Linked DNA regions of Mus musculus: regions 1 and 2 are each linked to region 3. A link is a loop called in an ENCODE intact Hi-C map of the cell type or tissue named here. Cell type or tissue: heart. All regions are shown on one strand.

Region 1 (8,000 bases), 350 kb after region 3:
TTTCCAGACAGAACCAGCTCTGGGGAGCAATATCCCCTGCCTGCCATTTCTTCCTGGCCTGTATGTAAAACAAGCCTGTGGTCTTTCTCTCACGTACAGGGTGTGGCACTCAGAGTCTAGTCATCTCTAGGCATTTGACTCCCCATTTATTGTTAGAGAAGCATATTCACCTCCTTGAATTAGAACAACCCCATCCATAAAAAAACGCATGAAAGCCCCTCCCTACATTCGTTCTGAGCAAGCTGTTCAGGCTCAAATGGAAGCATGCAGCAAAGTGTTAACTCTCAGGAAGACCCAGAGACTTGCTGGTAGCAGGATGCGTGGACATCGTTGGTTCTTTAAAAGAACCCTCTTCCCTAAAATCTCCCCTGAAAGTGGCCTATGTTAAAAATATAGCAAAAAAAAAAAAAAAAAGCAAGTGCAAGCTATGCTGTGGACCGACTCTGAGCATGGCAGGCATGGCAAGAGAAGGCCACCTGCCAGGGTTGCTGGCTCTCACCATCCGCTGCAGCATTATAATCTTGGGTCCCAAGTTCCTGCTGACGGTGAAAATGTGGATGAGCCTTAGCGTGAATATAATGTAATCCAGACAGAAAATGACGCGCCCAGAGTACAACGAGCTTTTATTAGAAGAGTGGAGCCTGTGGAGAGAAAAGGAGAGTTTGTGGGACAGGGGACAACATTTCCAAGTTTAATGTGGCATGATTGTGTGTGTGTATATTCTGTGTACACACTCAAACACACACACACACACACACACACACACACACACACACACACACACGCACGCACGCACATTGTGGAAGCCGGCGGCAGACATTGAGTGTCTAACTCCATTGCTTTCTGTCTTCATTTTTGAGTCAGGGTCCTGAACTGAACCCAGAGCTCACTGATTCGGCCAGTGAGCTCTCTCACCTGACTGTCTTGCCCCCAGCCCTGGGTTCAGGAAATGGTGGGTGCTGCCATCCCCTGTTTTATCTGGGTTCTATGGGTGTAAGCGCAGTCCCCACACTGATGTGACAGGCACTTTGCTGCCTGAGCCACCTCCCTACCTCACTTTAGGGCCTTTGATGTTTTAGACTTACCTGAACTCTCACACACTCTAGCTCTGAGGTTTGCAAGATACACTGGTACCTGGAAGAGTGACTGCAGGGCCAGCATGCTGGCTAAGGTCACATGCACCTTCAATTAAATGGGCCAAAATGAACTAACATTGGAAGATGCTAAACATCCCCAGTGACCTCTCCTTGGATTGTAATTATGCCCCCCTCCAAAACCTGTCTGAAAAACAAAAAGGGAAATTTTCAAGAACCCAGAGTGAGGAGAAACTTATGGTGGCCAAGTTGTGTCTCCACAAGGCAGAGTCAATGGGCTCTTATGATCACCTCTGATGGGGGATGAAGTGACAATCCAGGCCTATCCATGGACTTGAGGTGTCCCAGATTTACACCTGAAGTTGGGAAGGTGGCAAGAACCACTTACCGGAATACAATACCCGCTATGAAGTAGAAGAGTCCCAGGGTGTCCATAACGTTCCATAGGTCGGTGAAATAATTCACTCCGTTCATGTACCACTGCAGCAAAAGATGAACAGACAGAGCAATGGGCATCGTGGACACCAGTCTCTGCTAGACTTGTAAGTGTCCACTCAGTTTCTCCCAGGACACTTCTGAGACTGTTTGTGTCAAGGGAGCCCTACCAGAACCCCACTGATCCAAGGGGACCAGAAAGATAGCTGCTCCCTTAGGCATGTGCAGCCATCAGAGCCAAGAAAAGGAGTTGTGTTCTCCCACCCTTCAAAAATGAAGCCTCAGGGAATGAAAGTGACCTGTGTGGAGAAACATGGAACCTCGCGGTGACCACGGACAGCGGTGTAGACTGAGCCCTGCACAAATACAAAGTACCATCCAGTTGTCATGAGTTGCCGTAGAGTTGTGTATTTACAGTAAGTGCATTATTTCTGGCACACACAACAGAACAACTTGATTAGTGAAATCTTTTAAAAGATGTCTACAGGGAAGAAAGATTATTAATTGGGCTCCGTGGTGGTTTGAATATGCTTGGACCAGGAAGTGGCACTATTAGGAAGTATGGACTTGTTGGAGGAAGTGTGTCACTGTGACGGTGGGCAATGAGACCCTCCTCCTAACCACGTGGAAGCCAGTCTTCTCCTATCAGCCTTCAGAACTCTCAGTTCCTCCTGCACCATGCCTGCCTGGATGCTCCTGCTTTGATGATAATGGACTGAACTTCTGAACCTGTAAGCCAGCCCCAATTAAATGTTATCCTCACTAGAGTTGCCTTGGTCATCATGTCTGTTCTCAACAATGAAACCCTAACTAAGACAGGCTCCACACACTGGATTTTTTAAGAATGCCAACCTAGCTGTCTGATCTTTTCATTTGCCTACTTGCTCAGAATCTGGCTACTAGGAGCCTAAGGACCAGACTCCAGGGGCAGCTCAAATAGGGGACAGAAGATTCACTGAGGTGTGATTCTGATTCCCATGTTCATGTCCTTGTCTTCCCATGAACTCACCCACCAAGTCTATTTGGGACTCATATATCCTATGACCTTCTCTGCCTCTGACCCCAAAGCCTAAACTTAGGTGCCCATCCTGGGGATAGTGAGTTTCTCAGATCCACTGAAACCCTGCAATCTGGGATGTAGGATGCACAGCTTGAGTTGCCAAAGGAGGGGAACACTGCCAGATCACAGTGGAACAGTGAAGTCCCCCAGGTCTGGGCAGCCCGGGCCAGACCATGTTCCACTGTGAGGAGACAGGCGCAAGGTTAGGACCCTGGGGAGGACACAGGAGCATCCATTTATCTGGGCAGTGCTGATCCCCAGGGCAGCAAAACCCATTGCCACTCCATGCTTCGGAAGTGGCTGGCACAGGCCCTGCCCACCTGTTCTCTTTCCCATTCCCGCTGGGAGGCTGGTACACACTGATCTGTACAACCCCAGCCCAGCCTCGTCTCGCCTCAGTGACTTCAGAAGCCTGGCCATATTACAGAACCAATAGACAGAAGAGGCCTGGGCCACAAGAATGCCACTACAGGGAGAAAAGATTTCGGGTTTTTTTTGTTGTTGTTGTTGTTGTTGTTGGTGGTGGTGGTGGTGTTTTGTTTTGTTTTTAATGAAGAGACGCCTCTTGTCTAAGGGGGGAGAGTGCAGCTCTAAGCTGTGTTCCTGAAATACCAGGATGTGTTCACCATCTCTTGCACTGTGACAGCCTCAGAACTGAAGGAGCTTTCAGAGAAGGCAGGGTGGAACTTACAACACTATAAACAAACATCCACAGTGCCTGCTTAGCTCCACTAGGAGTCGGTTAACAACTGTGTCTGCACTGGGGACTGGCGAGGTCAAATTAGCTGTGAACATCCCCGCTCTGGGCAAGGGACGTCCCTCCTCACTGAGAGCATGGGTATCTGAGTCCCAGGCACAATCTAAAACAGACAATGTCCTGTTTAGGGGTTTCTCCTAACAACCATGAGTGAGTCTGGCCCATTAAGACTGCACAGGCCTGCAGAGCCTTTCCTTGAACAACCCAGGTGAGGAACTTGCAGAAACAAAGGGAAATAGCGCCCTCTAGTGACAGATTTCTCAAAGACAGGGCCTCACTGTTGTTCCAAGAAAGGCCACCTGGGTTTCTCTCTGCTCAGAAGAAAGTGAAGGCAGGATCCCTCTGTATGTCTCCTTATCTCTGGCCTCAGTAGTCCCATAACCATGGTGACCCTCAGGGGTGACTTACAAGCACATTCCTTGTCCTGTATTAAGAACACACATTCTCAACAACATGACAATAGCAGCTCTGGCTCCTGATACACACAGCAAATGAACGTCTAAAACAAATCACCCTGCTTGATGCTGCTCCCTGGACCACCAGAGCATGTGTCAGGACCTAGGGAGCTCGGCAGACTCCCTGATGGGGTCAGTACAAGAGGAGACAACCTGATCCAGGTTTCTGCATCTCTTAAGGGTCTCTTCAGTAGAAAATGCACCCAGACAGGGAAAGACCAAAGAAACCAGATTACTGCACACCGTGTATTTGCAACTCCTGCTGGGCTTTCCCTCCCTCTCCCTGCCTCTTTCCTCCCCTGTCCCTTCTACCCCTGTCCATCCAATGCTCGTGGCTTAATTCCCTATCGGCTGTGAGTCAATTGACCCTCTGGTCCAGCAGTTCTCTGAATGTCGAGAGTCCCCTGGCTCTGATTATCACACACAGAATATTCCAGCTCCACTCTACTAGTGACACATCACAAGCCAGAAGAAAACTTGGAAGTAAAGGCTGGCCACAGGGAGAGAGGCCATATGTGGAAGAGCTGTATCTCTACACTTAAGTCCTCAGCCCTCTGCTTGGGAACGTGACCTTGTTCGGAAATCAGGCCACTGCAGATGGCGCTGACAGGTCGAGATGGAGTCCTGATCCAACATGACTGTTGTCCCCAGGAAACAGAGAAATTAGGACACACCTGCACATAGGGAGGGCACCATATGGGCATGAGGCTGCGGGTCAGAGTGTCACATCCGTCAGGCACAGAGTGACAAAGATGGCCAGTAAACTTTCAGAAGCTAGGGGACAGCACAGCAGAACAGTCACTTCACAGTACTCTATGGGGTCAACCCAACCCACAACTTCACGTTGGACTTCTGCCTTCCAGAACTATAGTCAGTACACTGGTACTCCGGCCATCCTGTGTGTTTTCTTCCTCCACCTCTGCTGACGTTCCACCATCTTCCACACCACTTACCTACTAATCATAAAGACAGGCATATAGGGCACAGGTACCCAACCCCCCCCCCCCAGCCCTCACTTCCATAGCAGACATCATTAATTGATTAAGACATACTAAGAATTGACAGAGGGCCCCAGAATCCCTCGCAATCCAGGAGTCCTGGAGACTGCACATAAAAATCTACCAGAGAGAGTTGGCATGACAACATAAGCCAACTCAGTGTTCTTAGACTAGTCAGGGCAAAGGCAGTATGTTTCCCCTTCAAATCTCTTCCACCCCTGAGCCTTGTACTTTGTAATCTGTAAATACTCCATGAGTTGTATACCTAACAAATACTTGCTAAATGGGTATATTTTAAGGTTCGGGTCCAGAAGAGACAAGAGAGTGACAGATAAATCTGATAGGACTTGCTGAGACATTTTCCACCATGAGTCAGGACAGCACCTCCTTCACCAACAACAAACATTTCTTCAACATCTGCTACCTCAGTGTGATGGTTTGTAATGCTTGGCCCAGGGAGTAGCACTGTTGGGAGGTATGGTCTTATTGGAGTAGGTGTGGCCTGGTGGGTGTGGGCTTTAATACCCTTGCTCTAGCTGCTTGGGAGTCAGCCTTCCACTAGCAGCCTTCATATGAAGACGTAGAACTCTCAGATCCTCCTGCACCATGCCTAGTTGCTGCCATTTCCCACCTTGGCGATAATGGACTGAACCTCTAAACCTGTAAGCCAGCCCGTTAAATGATGTCATTTATAAAAGTTGCCTTGGTCATGGTGTCTGTTCACAGCAGTAAAACCCAAACTAAGATGCACCTGCTCTATGAGGGCTGGGGTAGAGTTTGGATTCAATGGTGAAGCAAAGATCCTAAAATATGCACATCCCAGGAAACTGATGATCAACCATTGCTGGGGACAGGCTTCTTCAGTGGAGAAATTTGCTCACAGATTGGACTTTGAGCTCCCGTGACGCAGCTTTCATGAGTCGTTTGGGTGGGCTTTTGATGATGCAGATGCTCTCTTGACATTTACCCCAGTAAACTCACCAGCTCCATAGACCAGCCTTGTGTGGAATCATGTCCGTCTGGGATGAGCAGACATGTATCCACATCTCCCTGGAAAGAGCGACGCTGCACTTGCCTACCTGCCTCACTTCATCACAGAAGAGGACGAAGACCAGGGCGTAGAGGATCAGCTCGGGGGTGTGTGGCACTGAGTGGAAGTCCATGAGCAGCACATAGGCAAACAGCAGGAGGAAGGCGATGTAGAAGACCACGTTCCAGGAGAAGACCACGAAGGGCGACGTGAAGAAGGCCACATAGTACCACAGCAGCTTCTTGTGCTTGTCAATGGGTTTCTTCCTAGACAGAGTCAGAGGCAGGGGAGTGTCACCAGTCACATTCACTCGCACACACTGGCACACACATATACTCTTTCACATACTCAGGTACATTTATACACACTGACACGGTCACAAATACACATCACAAACACACATACTTGTATACTTACACATACATGCATGCCTACTCACACAGACATATGTACTCACAGACACACATACTAATACATGTGCACACACACAGTCACTCACACTTGTATTCACACACTCACACATGCACTTGTACATGCACACACAGAGAGAGACACAGAAAGAGTGAGAAAGGAGGGGTGGGGGGAACCATGGCTTGCTTCCTACCATAGACAAGGAACAGACAGGACAAAACTGGATCCCAAGGCTGACCTAGCCAACACTCAGCCCCCCCTCCCCCTTTTCTGATCGGAGAATCCAAATTCAGCCTCATATACTGAAGACAACCTCAGTACCACCTGCTTGAAACCCTACCTAGGAAAAGCCAGGAAAGATGCTGGGCTGAGCACACAGATGCCACAGTGAACACTCCATTTACACAAATGCTCAAAAATACTCAAAGATGCTCACACACAAGATTAGATGCCCCAGTCCACACCTAAATGATACGAGGCCACAGCCCACTAAGGGGATGATGAATAGACACAGGATAATCTTCCAGTTCTTCGTGTCTCGGGAAATCTCTCCATACCATTGCTTAGAAAGGAAATTCTAGGAGGAAACAGAGACAGGGAACACAAGTCTTTATTGATGTAAGTACATGGGGGACAGGACAGGGCCCTTCTCCTCAGCCCTGCCCACTCCCAAAATATCTAACCCCCACATCCACGTCTTCAATCTTTTAGATATTGTCTGGATCTTAATGCATGAAGAAACAACTTAAAATTCTGTTTGATTTTTAAGTATTTTTTCCCCTAAGTTCAGTTCTATGTGCTTTAAAAGAGCTGGTTATGTGAGTGAAAATTCACCAAACCTATGAATTTTTAACCACTATAGTTTTTATCTGTGTAAGCTTAGTTTAAACAAGCATGTTTCAAGCCCCCTCCTCTTTGGGGACACTAAGTTTAAAGACAGGGCCAGTGCAGTCTGCTGAGTCTCCAGGGCTCCTAGCTGGAGGCAGATGGGGTGCTTTTATTTGGAAGCTAAAAGGAAGTCAGAAGAAAAAGGGCCGAAGTAAAACCAAGATGGAGTGCACAAAGACAACTGCTGACTCTCCTTACCAGCCCCCAAAAGGTGGGGGCAGAAAAGGGTTTCCATGATGGCAGAGATGTGAAACATCACATTGCTACCAAAAGATAGATGACTATACCAAAGCAAACAAACAAAATAATAAACCTCACAGCTGGGGAAAACACCAGCCAAAGTGGGGTTGGCATGAAGAAGGCAGAGTAAGGGAAAGCTGAGGTCCATGAAGAGACTGAGAGACTGGTGTGCTATGCCCACAGACCTGCATCTCCTCTTCTATTAGAAAGATGGCAAGCGCCACGTGCTTCTCCTGTGTGCTCGTCCTGCTATATCCTCTTGGGGATGCTCCACAGGTGCGTGCTTGACCAAGGAGGGGCAAGCTGGACCCCGGAAAGAGCACCCAGTAAGTAGCATGATGACCCTGGGGCTTGGGGCACACTCTACAGGGGACCTGGAGGCTGCCAAGAACTCCCAGGGACACCACCCCTCTCATCACAGCATGTCTTCTCCTTCCTCCCACAGCTCACTGCCCACTAATCACCTCCAGCTCAGCTCTAGAGCAAACTGCTTACAGCACCGCCTCCTCATCTGAGGTCTCTTTACTGGCCACCGAGTACAAAGTTTGAAGCAGGAGGCAATCCATGGAGGATTAAATCCCAGTGCTCCAACTTCCTAGCAAGCAAGCATGGAAAATATTCTAGCACGTCTC
Region 2 (8,000 bases), 140 kb after region 3:
CTTAACCACTGAGCTATCTCTCCAGCCCCCCAAGTACTTTCTTAGGGAAGGTTCTTAACAGGGGAAGAGGAAGTTGAACTTGTAGGTTTGCCCAGGGCTACACGACCTTCCTTCATCATAGAGAGTGCTAGGCTTAGCCTCCTCAGACATGGTCAGAGAAGGGGAAGCACTGCTGGAAAAAGGAAGTCCTCCATTTTGAACACAGCACAGAGAAACTATCTGGACATGGTAGACTTTGACCTTAAGTAGCAGGGTTTCCCAGCAACAATGATGTTTTTATTTGTTTTCTTAGTTTTACTTCTTTTTTTTTTGTTTTGTTTTGTTTTGTTCTTTCTGAGACAGTAGTTTATAGCCCAGCCAGCCTGCAAATTCCCAGTGATATTACTGTGTAACAGTTTTCTCTGAGATTGAAACATTCTATTCTGCAAGGAAAGGAGGCTCCTTAAGTAGGAAAGTAAGCAACTCAAAAGTAGCTTCAGGAAGTCCCTGAAACTAACCATATTCGCTAGTCCCTGAACTAACCACTTCCTATCAGAGTAAACAGTAAGATCAATCAATCAATCAGAGTCCATCTCAAATAAAGGGAAATCGAGCTGCAGGGAAGACTGCAACCAGACCAGCTGCCCGGAAGAAGCAGAAACCAGCTGAGCTACCTGGAAGAGTCACTCGGAAAGGACATTCTCCAACTTGCTGAGCTGCCTGCAGGCTGTGCAGTGTGCTTCAGGTTTCTAGGTTTGTAAGCTGTCATTCATGCTGGGGTGGGCCTTGATGATACAGCTGTCTTTGAGTCATTTCTGCTCCTGTACATGACCCCTCACCCATATTCCTGTAAGTAACTCCAATAAAACTCATTGGTTCACCAAGTTGGACTTTAGTGATATTTGTACTTTGGTTTGTCATGTGATCCCTGTTTAGGGTATGTAGACATGTTTGTTCTGTCCAGAGAAAGTTTGGTCACAAAACAGTAGCTACAGCTGGCCTTGAGCTCTTGATCTTCCACCTTCAGCCTTCAAAGGCAGGGATTACAGGCTTGCCAGACCACATATGTGTGAACATGCTTATTACATGTATGTGAACTCCTTGCTGTGTGTTTGCTCCCTGTTCAATTGTCATAAGACAATGTCTTAGGGTTTTACTGCTGTGAACAGACACCATGACCAAGGCAAGTCTTATAAAGAACAATATTTAATTGAGACTGGCTTACAGGTTCAGAGGTTCAGTCCGTTATCATCAAGGTGGGAGTACGGCAGCATCTAGGCAGGCATGGTGCAGACTGAGAGTTCTGCATCTTTATCTGAAGGCTACTAGTGGAAGACTGCCTTCCAGGTAGCTAGGGTGAAGGTCTTAAGCCCATGCTCACAGTGACACATCTATTCCAACAAGGCCATTCCTCCTAAAAGTGCCACTGCCTGGGCCAAGCATATACAAACCATCACAATTACATTTTAATTTAACTTTAGATTTTTTTCAAGATATACAACCTAGGATGTAATTTTAGAACCCTGACCAGACTGTTGTTCAGGCTACAGTACCTGCATTAGCTCTTCCTTTCTCACACACACTGACACCCGACTTAGAGGCTGTGAGCCCTCAGATTATGGGTTTTTAGGTACTCAGTTTTCTCACCTGGGGAAGTAAGTTTATTTCAAAGGAGGTATCAGTGGCTACACATCCTGCTTCCTAGCCCTTTCCTACCTCCTACCTGAGAACCAGAGAGCCTAGCTACAGACCATGAAACCACCCCTCCCCCTAGAGCTGTAAGAAGAGAATCTCCAACTCTCCACTTTCTACTCTCTACCCTCAACATGCTCCTGATTCATGGGACCCCAGTTTCTTTCTAAAGAGCCCCCCACCAGGCAGTTTATTCCTGACGCTGGGGCTTTAATACTTTTCATTGCCCCCTCCCCATGTTCTCCATGTTGTCTGTTTAGCCATGGTGCTAATATTTTTTCTAATATTAGCTCTTCATACCCAATAATCTATTCTAGTGTCTCTATAGAGTACGCACCTGAAACCTCTCATGCAAGTGTCCAATATGTTCTATATCTCAATAAGGATTCTTTAATTTTTCAAGAACAGAACCACTGTACCAATGACTATTCCTGAGTGTGAAGTTAACCAACAACTGTGCAAAACATAATTACTGGAGAAAGCCAGGTACGAGGCACATGGACCTCTTTGTTTTTTCTTACAACACTTTGTTAATCTACAATGATCTCCCAAGAGCTTGAAGTGAGGATCCAGTGAGCCTCTTTCCTCCCTCAATATCTCTCACATTATAATGTTAAAAATGAACCTTGGGTTTGGGCACAAGCCCTGGATGATAGTCAGCTACCTCTACTTTCTCTCTGGAAGACTCAAGAAGAGCTCATTCTCCCTGACTCTATGTTCTTAGCACAGTAGCTTGCCCTTCTCCTGCTGCAGCTTAAAGCAAATACATCTCTTATTTACACAACCAAACTACACGACTGTCACCATGGTTACTCTCTTGGCTCCTTGTAGTTTTATCACACTCTCTGCAGATGTGGCCTCTGCCCAGAGAAGGTTTGCTGTCATTTCAGAGAGCTCTGGGTCCCGCTGCAGCTCAATGTTGTCAACCTTTGGTTATCTCCTTCTGTATCCCATGAAGAATTCCTGGCTAATCGGTATGGTCTCCGATGATTGCTGACAACCATAAGTAAGACTGGCTGTGCAGCTGGTGGAGGCAGTTCACCTGGGCTCTGGGTAGGAATGGCAGGAGGGGAGGCAAAGGAAATGGTTGGCATGGGATGCTTCATCGGGGTCTTTTCCTCCCCTTCCTTCTCCTCTCCCTGATTCCTCTACAGAATCTCCTGGATGAGGTATTTTACAGTATGTACAGGTTGTCATCTGCTCTCGCAGATTTTTCCACTCCTAATTTTGTCACAAGGTTCCCTGAAAGCTGCCAAATGTCAGCAATTAAGCCTCTAACCAAACCCTGGCTAGATGAGTATGGGTTCCCATTGTCCTGGCCATGCATTTCCTATCTCTGGTTGTAACCTTGTCCTTTTCAGGACCTACTGAGAGCCTTCCAGTGGGTTCTATGAGGACCCTGGCTCTTCTGCAACCTCTCTTCCTTCAGAGGAGGACAGCAACTTCTGTTTAATGCATAGTAAAACTTGCTGAAGGTGTTACTGACTCCAAGTACTCTGGGATAAATTAAAGTTCAGTAAAATGCAGCGAGGTCTTCTATCTTGCTGGCTAGTGTCCTCCACCTCCTTCTTGTGCCCGTGTAGAGCTGTGTGGGAGACACCTGTATCCTGTAAAGGCTGCTTCTCTCAGAGGACCACATCGAGCAGCCCAAGTACCTTGGAGCTCCCTGTTCTCACCAGTGTCCTGGAGTGCTGTCCTTAGCCCAGCTCCCCTTCCTGCTAAAATGTCTGGTTATATTACTGAATGGCAGAGGCCTGGCTTCAGAGATGGTTTCCACCACCACTGGTGTGAGGTGAGAGGAGACAGAATCTCGAGTGATCACAGGGCACAAAGAGATACCTGTCCAAGACACCTTTACCCACTGGTCCAACTCACCTAGAGTAAACATAATAGATGTAAACATGGCTCCTGGGCATCCCTGCACAGATCTGTAATCAGTCATAATACCGTAACTCAGGTTGGCTGGGCTCTGAGCTCCGAAGCTACGCCATATCTCTTCTGTTCATCAGTGCTATCTATAAGGGGTGCTTACCCCAGCAGGTGAAAGCAAATGGCTATCAATGGGGCCTATAGGGAGGAAAGAGTTCTTGCAAGGGATAGATGCTGGACCAGAGCCAAGAACAGCGATGGCTTTAAGACATCATTGGATAAAGTCAGGCTGGGTCTCAGGTCCTGCAGCTGAGTGAGATCATGACTCTGATGGCATGAGGACCCGAAAAGCCTGTCAGAGCAGGGGAATAGAGTAGGATTGCCAGGCCCCAGGGCCAGTGGGTACTATTGTTCACTATTTCTAGATGGTTGAGATGAGCTCTTCTCTTTGCAGTTGAGGACTCTGTAACCTTCCTCATTGTGTATCCAGAGGGTCCAGACTTTCCTAGGGAGCTCTCGGCTCACAACACGATAGCCATGCCACAGGTGTTACTTACTGCTGCGTGGCTATTCTGGCTTTACTCTAATGCTCATGGACTGAAGTATGAGAAGTCCTGCCTAGGAAGGCACAGAGCACAAGCCACACAATGGTTCAGAGAGGCTGTGGCCAGAGTCAGCCTAAAAGCCCAGAGGTCCCATGAGACAGAAGTCTTGGGCTGGGCATGTGGGGAAAATGAATACAGAAGACCAAACTAGAGCCAGATAGCAGGCAGTAGGTGCTGGGACCTAGGCTGAGAGACCGAATGGACATCTATCCCAGGAGAATCTTGGGTTCAAGTGTAAGTTAGCTAGGGAATGTCATGACGAGGGCCTTCCCCTAAAGCTGAGGGCTCTGAGAGCTCTTTCAACACTGGCCACAAGGAAGGCCTTGTCACCATGGTCCAAAGACCAAAGTACTGGACATGGAACCAGTGAATTCCTGGCCCAGGGATCCAGGATCATCTTTTATTTTATTTTTTTTATTTTATTTTATTTTATTTTATTTTATTTTATTTTATTTCAGAGTTCAAACAGTTGGCCACACTGGGTCAGGTACTGGATCTAGCAAGTGTGCACAGTAAACAGGCCCCAAATCCCTACTAGTAAACGTGTCGGGCAAGGACAGTGGCCTTGTTCATGAAAGAGGAAGATGAAAGATGTCTTGGGAGGTGAGAGTTTGGGCAAAGCCAGGGTACATTGTTGAGAACCACACTCTCTAAGAGGACAGTGTAAAGGAAAACCAGTCCTGTGTAGCTACAGATCCCTGGAGAGCTTGTACACTGATCATGTATAATTGTTGCATGTAACCCCTGCAGCAACAGTGGCCAGGGTGTTCTGTTCCATTGTCCAATGGACAGACATGTTAAACAGTAGGCAGAAGCCTGTCCTGCCCCACAGCGCCCTCTTCTGGCCATATGGGAACAGCCTGTTCTCAGGCTCAGTGGTCAGACGTGGGGACTACTCCCAAGTTGGCTGGGTAGAGAGAGACTCTAGGGGAGAAAGCAAGACATGTGTGAGCCTTTGACTTAGAAAGTGAGGCGGAGGGTACTAAGGCAAAGTGAGATAGAAGCTTCTAGCAGATAGATCCTCACCTTGATTGTGTGCGCACACCTGTGTGCAGTACCTTGTCATCTATAGGACAAGAACGACCACTCTGCTCATTCACCTCCTGCAGCAAACGTGGGTTTTGTCAACCTCCCTGACAGGCTAAGCAGCCAACCCAACTGGCAGCCCAGGCTTTGGTGTCCATTCAGGCCTTTCTCAGTCCTGAATTAACTTTTGATTAAAAAGTTTTTATTAAAGTAACATACTTTCTAATCAAATGGAGAATAGGGAAAAATATAGATGCAAAAATAAAAATGAGCCTATCCAGTCTCCAGGATGTGACTCCATTGCCATTTTCATGTGGCTCCTTCCAAACCCTGAGGTAGTATTAGATATTTTACTCTGCAAGTAATATTTTGTTTTCTTCTGTAGCTGGGCATGTGACAGGAAGACTGAATCTCACACACTTTGTTTGATGGCTTTATCATGCACCCCGACCCCCACCTGTCCAGTGGTCATTTCTCAGAGCCTACCCGTTATGAACCATGACATTACAAAAGCTTATATATGAGGCTTAGTGGCTGGGGTGAAGTCCTGGAAGACGGATCACGAGGTGGAAGGGTCTAGGTTTAAGTTACTAGGATGGGACTATCACACCAGGCTATTACATGCTTGCTAGGGATCTGAGCTCAGAGCCTGATTGCATAGCAAGTGCTTTACTCTGGAGCCGTGTCTACAGACGCTGGTGTAGACACGTCACTGTTGTTTTTAATGTGCATCTATTTCATTACCAGAACAGCCGAACATCATGTGCATTTTTCACCGAAGTCTCTGAAGGGCCATTGGATCTGCAGTTCCTTTCCTTACCCATAGAGAACACGGTACCAGAAATACGACCAGAGGACCAATGGGGTCAATGATCACAATAAAGATGAAGGTGGACACCGGCCCACTTGAAAACCAGATCAGCCTTTGAAGAGCATTAGGATTCAATAATGTGCCTATCTCATCCTAGACAAGGTGCTAGAAAGGGCCTGTGGAGAGGTCAGTTGGGGAGCAGGTATTCCCCAGGAAGGGCTCGGTAGCAGAATAGGCTCCTCTGTTGTGCCTATGAACTACCTGTGGTTTTGTCCTGTTGCTGCTAAATGTGCTTGCAGCACATTTATCTTCTATCCGGGTTGGCTTGCCAAACTGATTCACTAAAGGCTATTTGCCTTTTCTCAGCCAGGCTTACAGGGTTTTTCAAAAACTGTTTCAAAGGAGCAAGTGGCAACAGTTGCTGGCATCTTTGATTCCATTGTGCTTAAGGATCTCCGTGGTCCATCCATTGAGCCCTGCACATTGCGAAATTCTCGAGCAGCCCCAGTGTGAGGAAGGAGCCTGGCTTACACAGAGACGATGTCAGTTGCCAAGAACACAAATGGTGTAGGGTCAGGTGGTATGACTCAGGCCAGCACCTCAAAAGCCAGGTCACCCTGAAGTCAAGAGCTGTGACTCAGTGGCTCACATTCCCGAGTCAAGCATTTGGGAAATGAGAGCATTTATTTGGGTTTCTAGCTGCTGTTCCGGAAAGTGTGCTCGAGGTTGCTGATAACGGCTTCTGCAGCAGATTCCAATTTAGGGATGATGAAAAAGCTCCAGGGAGGCCAGGACTCATCACAATACTCTGCTCCGAGAGACATCAAAGGCCACCTGGATTCATCTGTCTGCCTAGAGGCACAGCTGTTCCCAAGAAGAGTCTCATGCTTGATGCTGTTGTTGGTGGTCCTTTCCCCTCCCCGTTCCATTTTGTTTACTTAGTTTTAAAAGCAGGCTGTATTGCTGAAATAGTAAAAAAACAAAACAAACTGTAGTCATTGGGCCAGCTCACCAGTTGAAGGTGTCTGCTGCTAAGACTAACCACTTGAGTTCGATTTCCTAGTACCCATGTGGTAGGAGGGAACTGACAGCTACAAGTCTTCCTCTGACTTCCACAAGTGTGTTCGCTCGCACGTGCACACACACACACACTCTCTCTCTTTCTCTCACACACACACGTATACACTCACACATATACATTCACATGCACACTCACATACACACTCATACAAACTCTCACACACAGACTCACATGCAGATACACACTCACATACATACACACATAGTCATGTGCACACTCTCACACACACATACAAACATTCACACATACACACATACTCTCACACCACATACACACTCATGTACATACACACTCTTATACACACACACTCACACATACATACATACTCACATACCACATACACACTCACCCACATACCCCTACACACCCCCATACACACTGAATTCTTAAAAGAAAAAAAAAACAGTCATCTATTTAAAAATAGTTTATAGCTACCATTCATTAATCTTCTAAATGATAGTACTCACATACTCTTAACTGCTCTTGTCTGGTGTGGTGGCACAGACCAGCAATGCCTGTAGCCTCAGCATTTGAGAGTTTGCAGCATGAGAAGCCAGAGTTTGAGAGCCTGGAGTGCATAATAAGACTGTCTAAAACAAACAGAACAAGTAAATAATGAGCAAATGGAATAACATTAATGAAACCATTGCTGTGTAAATAACAGCAAGTACTATCGCTTGTGAATGTGCCAGGAATGTAGCTCATCTCCACGAACCCTTACAAAGTTCCGTGTTGCTCTTACTGCTGTTTTACAGGCGAGGAAGCCGGGGCAAAGGCAAGTTACTAAGTTGTTAAAAACACATGGTTTGCACACCTCTGAGAGGAATCCCAGCTTTCATGAGAGCCAAAGCCCATGCTCTGTGCTGTTGGGGCAACTCAAGCGCACAGTCATGCTCTTTGCTTAAATAAACACGACTAACATGAAGAAGTGATACAG
Region 3 (8,000 bases):
GGCAGTGTCCAGGCAGGCATGGTGCAGGAGGAGCTGAGAGTTTTACATCTTCATCTGCAGGCTGCTAGCAGAAGACTGGCTTCCAGGCAGCTAGGACAAGGGTCTTAAAGCCCACGCCCACAGTTACACATTTCCTCCAACAAGGCCACACCTCCTAATAGCATCACTCCCTGAGCCAAGCATACTCAAACCACTGCCATCACCTATCTGTCTAACCCGTTGGGTGACACTTTCTAGGGAGGCACTATGCAAATGTCTACTCAATCCAAACAGAGAGCAAATGACAGACCAAAATAAGGATATCACTAAAGTTCAACTCAATGGACTTTAGGGGTCACTTACAGGTCCATGGATGAGGGGTATGTACAAAACCATGGAAGACTCAAAGGCAGTTACATTATCACACCCCAGCGTGGATGGAAGACAGCTCATGAATTAAATCTACGTTCATTTCTCTGTGTTTGTTCCTCTTTATCTTGTATCTTCCTTCTTGCTCCTCATGAGTTGACAAACTACTGGCTTGTTTTCTGGAGTTGGTATCTTCAGTTTGTCTTGCTTCTCCAATCTGAGCCAGCACACCCCAAATGGACCAAACTTGGGTTCATCTGGACCAACAAAATACTAACCAGCAGCTATAGGCATAATGGCAAGAGGTGAGCAGGGCTAGCTCCCAGAAGAATTGGCTCAGGAGGGTAGAAAGCAGGAGTACAGCCTGCTGTCTGCAGAGCTAAGGTGCAGAGATGTTACATGATCTACAGGTTCAGAAATTCACACAGAGTATCTATCACAAAGTGAACTGGGCCCCATGAGTGCCTCCTGGAATGGGCTGTCAAGAGAAGATTTCAATTACCACAGCAGAGAAAGTCTAGTAGCATCTTCTTTTCTCAGAGAAGTTTGACATTTCTCTCTGGGATCTTTTGCACTGGGGGTTCCTGGCCCTACTTTAGCTTGGCCAGCAACCCTATACTGCCAGCTTAATGTGTGACCTTTCTCCTGGGTTCTTCTGCGTAGGATTCTAGAGAGGTGTAGCTCTCTTTGTTAATCAGCCCTCTACTGCTGCAGTAAATACCTGACCAACTAACTGCTTGAAAGAAGGGAAGGTTAGTGTCGGCTCACAGTTTCAGCGGTCTCAGTTCATGGTCACTTTGTCCTGGCATTGCTAAGTGTTTGGTGGGGCTGAGCATCATTGTGAGGAGGGCCTGGTGCTGTACAGATGCTCATCTCATGATGTCTAGGAAGTAGAGAGGGGTAGAGAAGAAAGGGGCCTCCTCCCACCATCACACAGGTCCCTTAAATGGATACCCCTTTCTAGAGTTTCAAAGAACATGATGACAAAGGCTTTGAGGATCATTTCAGACCCAGAGCTGAACACTTCCCTAAAAATGAATGGTTAAAGGTCTGGAGGACACAGGAGCCCTTGACAAATGTCACCCATAAGGAGTGAAGCCTTTCTGGGGAAATGGAGACTCCTATTGACCAGGCTTTTGTACCCTTTAAAATATATATTTACTATATGAACATTGTACCCCATCAAAATGCTCAAAAATACGTCACCCTTTCATTCCTTGGATCTCTTGAATATCAGTTTCTTGAGAGAGTAAAGTTTACTTGGTTGTCAGCAATTAAACGGCCATATCTCCTTTAAAAATGATATATTTGGCCAGAATGGAAATACCAGAAGGAAAAGAAAAGAATAGAAACATGAAAGGGGGTGCTAAGACTCCCCGTGCTTTATTCTTTTGCTTTTGTTGTAAATATCTTTTTATCTTATCTCTGTGCTTCTTTGTGGGTTGCTTCTTTCCTGTTTGTTCTACTGTTGCCTAGCAACTCTGGGCCCAAAGAGTCAGCTTGATGCTCGGCTAGGCCATGCTAGAGGTAGAGGTTTGGGTTTTGAGAGCTAAATTCCTCCACTAATCAACTCCCTGCAGGGATTGGGCATCTTGCTTTATGAAGCTAAGCAAATGCGGATGGCTACCCTCCTCTGTCTTTCTCTAGAATGCTGGCGGTGGTGATGCCTACTTAGAAGAAAGCAGCTGAGCCTGGCGTTCTCAGCCAAGCCTCCGTCTCTGCCCCTGACCAGAAGGCTGCTCCAGGGAGCTCAGCTATCCCAAGATGGCAGAGCCCCACCAATGGAAGGCTCCAACTCATTACCATGTTAATTCATGGTAATTCATTGCCAGGCTAATTCCAATTCATTACCACGTTAATTCATGGTAATTCGTTACCAGGGTAATTCTATCAGTTACCTCTTCCCTATTCCCAGACAGGGTAGGTGATGCCGGAACACATGCAAAAATAGAACCATATACTGCATCCCTCAAAGGCTTAAATCAAGGCAGGTGTGCTCAACTGAAGAAATACCACTGAGGGTTGCTGAAAACATTCAGTGTCTTCATTTCTAGAGCTCCTTGAGTCATCTTGTATCTGAGGATGTCAGAGAGACGTGAAAGACACTAACCCTGTGCAAGCTCTGATGCTGAGGAAGAGTCTGTCCCTCCCAAAAGCTAGGGTTTTAGACAAGTGCCACTGTGTCCAACTTCCAGCTTCTGAGAGTCAGAAACTCTGAGCAGTAGACATGGACAAAGGGATGAGAGGAAGAGCATCTTCAGAAGGAAGGTGTGGGGACAGTCCCATTCTGTGGGCCTGTGGCCAAGAACACAGGTCACAGGTCAGGATCTGAGATGCAGAAGGGACGTGCCTCACAGGCACAAGTACGGAGACTATGGGTGGAGCAACTTGAAACTGTAAGCATGTCTACCATCTTGGGTTTGACTCAGTCCTGCATCCTGTGAAGAAGGCTATGTGCTAGGCCAGTAGGTTTCTTAGAGAAGAGTTTCGTGGGTAGAATGTCACTTGAAAAGACTGAGTAAGAAAGGAGCCAATACCCCTTTGTGTTTTCCCATTGGTCACCAGTGTCTTCGGGCAAATAGTTTCGGGAGGTTGGAAGTGGGGGGACAGGAGCAATCGAGTGAAAGGTATTTTCAGTGATGGATGGGCAAACTATTAGGTTACACAATTCCAGTAACTCATAAGAAGGAAAGAATAATCTCAAGTGGGCCCAGCTCCCCTGCCAAGCAGCGAGGAGCGCCAAAGGCCTCTATTCAGACGCCTGTGCCACATCTACCGGAGGATGGCTACACACAAAGCCGGCTGTTGTATCCAAAGGAAGGAGCATCCTGGGTGACCACACATTAGACCTAGGGAGGGCTGGCAGCAGCTAGGGGAGCCGATAGACCTAACAGAGCACCATTGTTCTCTGTCTCCTGGGGCTGGCCAAGAGGGCTTTAATTAAATGAAAATAAACACCATCTCAGTTCACCTGGGGAGGAGGGAGGGGCAGCTGAGCTTCCATCCCATGCCTTTCAGTTCATGGGGTAACTCTCTAATCACTGGAAATTTGTTCTCTCTCTCTCTCTCTCTCTCTCTCTCTCTCTCTCTCTCTCTCTCTCTGTGTGTGTGTGTGTGTGTGTGTGTGTGTGTGTGTGTGTGTGTGTGTGTCTGTGTGTCTGTGTGTCTGTGTGTTTCTTTTCTCTGGCATTATTAGAGTAGGAATCTAATTAAGGTGATTGCTTTATTAAACAAGTAGAAATGACTTTTGCACACTAAGCTATCCTTCCTTCAGTTCAAATGATGTATCCCCCTGAGAACTGGTCATCCCAGCAACCCCAGAGTCCAGACTTCTCAAGTTAGGGTCTTAACATCCTTATCAAGATCCATTTAGTAGATAACACTTAAGGGTTAGAAGAAGGCTTGGCTTTTTGACATTTTTTTAAAAATCCTTAATAAGAAACACATTTGAAAATCGGGTGTGGTGGCACACACCTGTAATCCTGGAACTTGAGAGGCTGAGGCAGAAGGTACAGCTAGCCTTAGAAACAGAGATATCCTGTCATTTATTTATAAAAGTGGGATTGATAAATAATGGCTTCTGAATCTTCCTTTCTGGTGAGGAGATGAATGGGAGGGGGAGTTATATGGCTATTATTTTTTCTTTTTTATCAAATCAGCAACAAGAGTACCAGACCCCAGCAGCAGTAATTGTTAGAAACAGCAGAAGCAGAATTGTGCCAACCCCGTGGCCTAGCGCAAATTGAAAATAAAACAGGCTGACTTTGAAAAAGACATTTTTATTAAAATCATGGGCTTGAAAGGATAATTGAACGGCAGATCCTTTGTGTTCCCATCTTTTTCTCCGCTTGAATAAAACTAAAGCCTCAGGCATAGGAGATGCTTGTCTGTTTCTGCCTAGCCTCCTGCCCAGTCACCAGCCTCCCCTTAGCGTGGGTATCTTACGGTCGCCTTGTGCTGGCGTTTCACTCAGTGTGGAGACTGAGAACTGAGCAGTGATTGGGACACATATAGTCACTTTCTCAGGCTTATCGACATTTCTTCATCAAGGCCCCGGCTTTACCAGGCTACTGCAGGCCTCACTCTCACCGTCCAGCTTCGTTCCTCCATACCTCTTCCTGCCCTGTTCTCCCTGCGTCCCTGCTGCCTCAGCCTTTGCTGAGTCAGGTCCAGTCACTGGCTGCTCCTCCTCTCTAAACTCATCACAGGCTTCCTGGATGCTGGCTTTCCATCCCTGCTCATCAGTTCCTGATTCCCCATGCCCATCCTGGCCCCCCAGCTTCTGAGCAAAACCCCTCCAGGTCCTGCCAGACTTCCCCTCCCCCAACACTGTCCTCTCCTGTTCTCCACAAACTGCAAGGGGTCCTGGCAGGTATTCCCAAGCTCTGAGCCCACACACAGGCATCCCCTACCGTATTGACTCTCTAAGCTTAGCCAGTAATGTCTCTGGGAGTGCTGATAACTTCCGCAGGCAACCGGGGCAGGGATGATCCATCTGGATCCATCCATTCAAGCCTTCAGTAAATGTGTTTTGGTCTTTTCCTCCGCAAGGGCCTCTGCCTATTTCTAGAGCGTACCGGTAGAGGGCGCTCCAGCACCAGCACAATCAGGCACGGGGTGTGAATCTGAGCCCTGCATTGCGCAGCAGGTTTCCAGTCTGTACACGCAGTCATCGTTCTGGCAGGTGCGCATGCGTGCAGTCGTGAGTTCCCATATTCTGATCAGAATCCTGGTCCCTGGTAAAGGATAGCCCCGAGGCTCAGCCTTTGCATTTTATGCTATTAGCCTCACTAAAGGCAAAGATAATTACTATGCAACTTCCTACTCCATTCACTTGATTCACAGGAGAGCAACTTTAGTTGGTGACACATATTTCTAAGCCCTTCAAAGGAGAGAAAAAGAATCTTACAGGATGCGATTTCAAAGTTCCTGCCGAGTTATTCCATTCTGTACACTTGAAGTAACTGAATCCATCTTTGGATGTAGAGTCTTGTGTCAGAAGATGAGCAAAAATAGCTTGTCTGTTGATGAGCTCCGCTCTTGAGAAATATATCACAGGCCCCGCACGGAGCTCACTGTTCCTTGAGAAATGTCTTGGCCTGGTTAATTAAAATGAAGACAGAGGCACAGTACAGCCAGTAGTGTCGGCTCAGGGGAAATACACTTTGGAAGTGGGTGTGTACTTTTTATGTTATGTTATGTTATTTTTGCTGTATTTATTTATTATGTATACAGCATTCTATTTGCATGTAAGCCTGCAGGCCAGAAGGGGGCACCAGATCTCATTATAGATGGTTATAAGCCACCATATGGGTACAGGACCCATGGAAGAGCAGCCAGTGCTCTTAACCTCTGAGCCATCTCTCCAGCCCCCACTGGCTATGTGCTCTTTATCACTGATTTCTTTGCTCATATCAAAGGCACTATTTACTGGGCACTGTGTGTGCCAGGCACGCTGCCAAACACCGTTGTGATCCCACTCACTCCTCAGAAGTGCCGCTTCGCTCGGGTTAGGTACATTTCAGAGACGAAAGCTCTAGGTTGGTGGGGGAGTGGCTATAGTCCTTCCTGTCTGTCAGCATGGCCCAGGATATCTACCTTAAGGGATGGTCATGAAAAAGAGGCTCATTGTGGGTCTGGAGTGTCTGGCCGGTGTGGTTAGTAAATATTTGTTTGTTTGTTTTTCCTCCCTACAACTCCAGGGCCTTTCAGTTGAACTCCACATTTGAAGGAAATTCCCACTTGCCTCAACCCAATGATATTTTTATGCATTAGGAGTTAAATTATCAGCTGTTAAATCAACTTATTGCCCAGTGAGCAAAATTAGAATGGAGGGCCACAGCTATTCAAAGATAGTGAGTAGCTGTGTAATGGTTTTCTTCTGGAAGGCTGTATGTCTATTAATCTGCTTTTTTTTTTGTTTTGTTTTGTTTTGTTTTGTTTTGTTTTGTTTTTTGTACTGGACAACAGACAGCCCTTAACTGCTGAGTGACACCATGAGGTGGAAAATGCAAAGAGAGCAAACACAGCCAAGATGCAGCTGGCAGTGATCAGAACAGTAAGAAGAAGGCAAGTGCCATATCTTATCAAAATTATCCTCTGATTCCTCTAAAGTAAAAGCAAATCCCAACTGGGAACAGGAGCAAGAGGCACCACCATATCATATGCTGGGTCATTTGTGAGAGCCTTACTGAAAGTCCCAAGGTAGCCACTCACCTGCCTGTGACAGAGAGGACAGAGCAAGAAAAGACTCAACCCAGAGAAGGAGATTCTCTTTAGGAAATGCCTACAAGAAAGAAGAGAAAATTCCTCCCCAGACACAAAACTCTGCCTTCCCAGTAACAAACGTGACATGAATTAAACTGGATTTACTGCCTTTTAAATTTTTAAAAACATACATTTAGCATGTATGCATGTGCATGCACAAACACATTACATGTGGAGGACAGAGGACAACTTTCAGAAATCTTTTCGCTCCTCCCATGTGTAGGAGCCGGGGATGGAACTCAGTAATCCATGCTTCACAGCAGACACCCACTCAGCCATTTTCACTGCCCCTCAAGTCATTTATTTTTGTCTATCTGCCCTTTTGGGGTCCCTGAATTCTTCTGTGGGAACCACCACATTTTAGGCTGGAGCCATGTCAATCCAAGTATTGGATCTGAAGCAGACGAGGCAGGCCAAAGAAATGTGTGTTCTGAACTTTTGTTGAAGTTGAACTTTTGTTGAAGGCCCTTTCCTTCTAGGTCCCAAACAAAAGGATGTGAGGCCACAGGAGTTAAAAGGATGGGCACAGAGGGAAACTGAGGACGGGTGAAGATTTGGCCTAGTGTCTAGTGGTGAGCTCCAGGATCCAGCCATGCCAGAAGAGAAAACCCTTATCCTAAACATTTTCCATGTATCCAGAACTATATTAATGTATTTATCACTTTGCCAACTCAATTTGAGATTAATTTGAGACAAATTTTTGTGCCCCTGTTTTTTTTTGGGGGGGGGGGGGAGGGGGTGCCCATTGGAAAGCATCCCAGAACCAATGCATCACTGATCTTAGGCAGGCTGTCTGCACTGAGGTCCCCTTAGCAAGTACCAGCACACAGACCTAAATTTCCTCCTCTAGCAAGCTGGACAGGTAATCTGAGTGGACCTTGCCAGCACCAACATCCATCACCAGTCCCTGGGCTTGAGTCTAGCTGGTGGAAGCCTAGACTGGCTTTTGGAGTTGTGAGAATTAAAAGATGGAATTGAACAGGTGTGATTTTTCTCACAGGCTTTAGTACAAATGAAATCATGTATTATAACAGCATTAGAAAGGAAGGTTCCTCTCTCTCTCTCTCTCTCTCTCTCTGTGTGTGTGTGTATATATATAATTTTTAAGATCACAAATGATAAGCATTTTTATTTTCTTTCCCTGGATTACATTTGCAACCTTTTCTGACCCAGAAGCCTGACCTACACAAATGTAAACCATTTTCCCCTTGGCTGTCATCTCTAGTTCCCATCATCATCAAACCTGTGTCACTCATAATCACCCCCCCCCCGACTTCCCTCCACATGCAGAAATAATATTCATTTGCTACGTTTTACAAGGTAGGATAAAACCACTGAATGGAGTCACGAAATGGAACCCAGAAAATATGTATTTGTGACTCATC

What was found. Peaks named below come from ENCODE experiments on the same cell type or tissue, not always from the same donor. Only the 100,000 strongest peaks of a DNase experiment are listed, where the experiment ranks them.
Region 1: it touches region 3 in a loop (4-fold over the local background); 15 of 42 quality-filtered maps call a loop at or near these places.
Region 2: it touches region 3 in a loop (7-fold over the local background); 38 of 42 quality-filtered maps call a loop at or near these places.

What each region holds. Positions count from the first base shown.
Region 1 is chr1:88,353,226-88,361,225 of GRCm38, reverse strand. It overlaps Trpm8 (transient receptor potential cation channel, subfamily M, member 8), which reads right to left. Exons shown (of 27, transcript NM_134252.4): 17 at 6,705-6,817; 18 at 5,879-6,095; 19 at 1,483-1,574; 20 at 500-641. Among named protein-coding and RNA genes, the nearest start is that of Gm51639, 25 kb to the right of the region's middle. In heart, a CTCF peak has its summit at 3,596 (motif pointing left); no DNase peak of the experiment used is centred here.
Region 2 is chr1:88,559,521-88,567,520 of GRCm38, reverse strand. It overlaps Gm19589 (predicted gene, 19589), which reads right to left. Exons shown (of 6, transcript NR_037971.2): 5 at 7,531-7,653; 6 at 5,355-6,945. It overlaps Gm41912 (a long non-coding RNA gene), which reads left to right. Exons shown (of 3, transcript XR_878356.1): 3 at 584-815. Among named protein-coding and RNA genes, the nearest start is that of Gm41912, 6.5 kb to the left of the region's middle. In heart, a CTCF peak has its summit at 4,987 (motif pointing left); a DNase peak (open chromatin) is centred at 4,980; H3K27ac peaks cover 205 bases.
Region 3 is chr1:88,702,958-88,710,957 of GRCm38, reverse strand. No RefSeq gene overlaps it. Among named protein-coding and RNA genes, the nearest start is that of Arl4c, 4.8 kb to the right of the region's middle. In heart, CTCF peaks have their summits at 4,929 (motif pointing right) and 5,615 (motif pointing right); a DNase peak (open chromatin) is centred at 4,987; H3K27ac peaks cover 241 bases.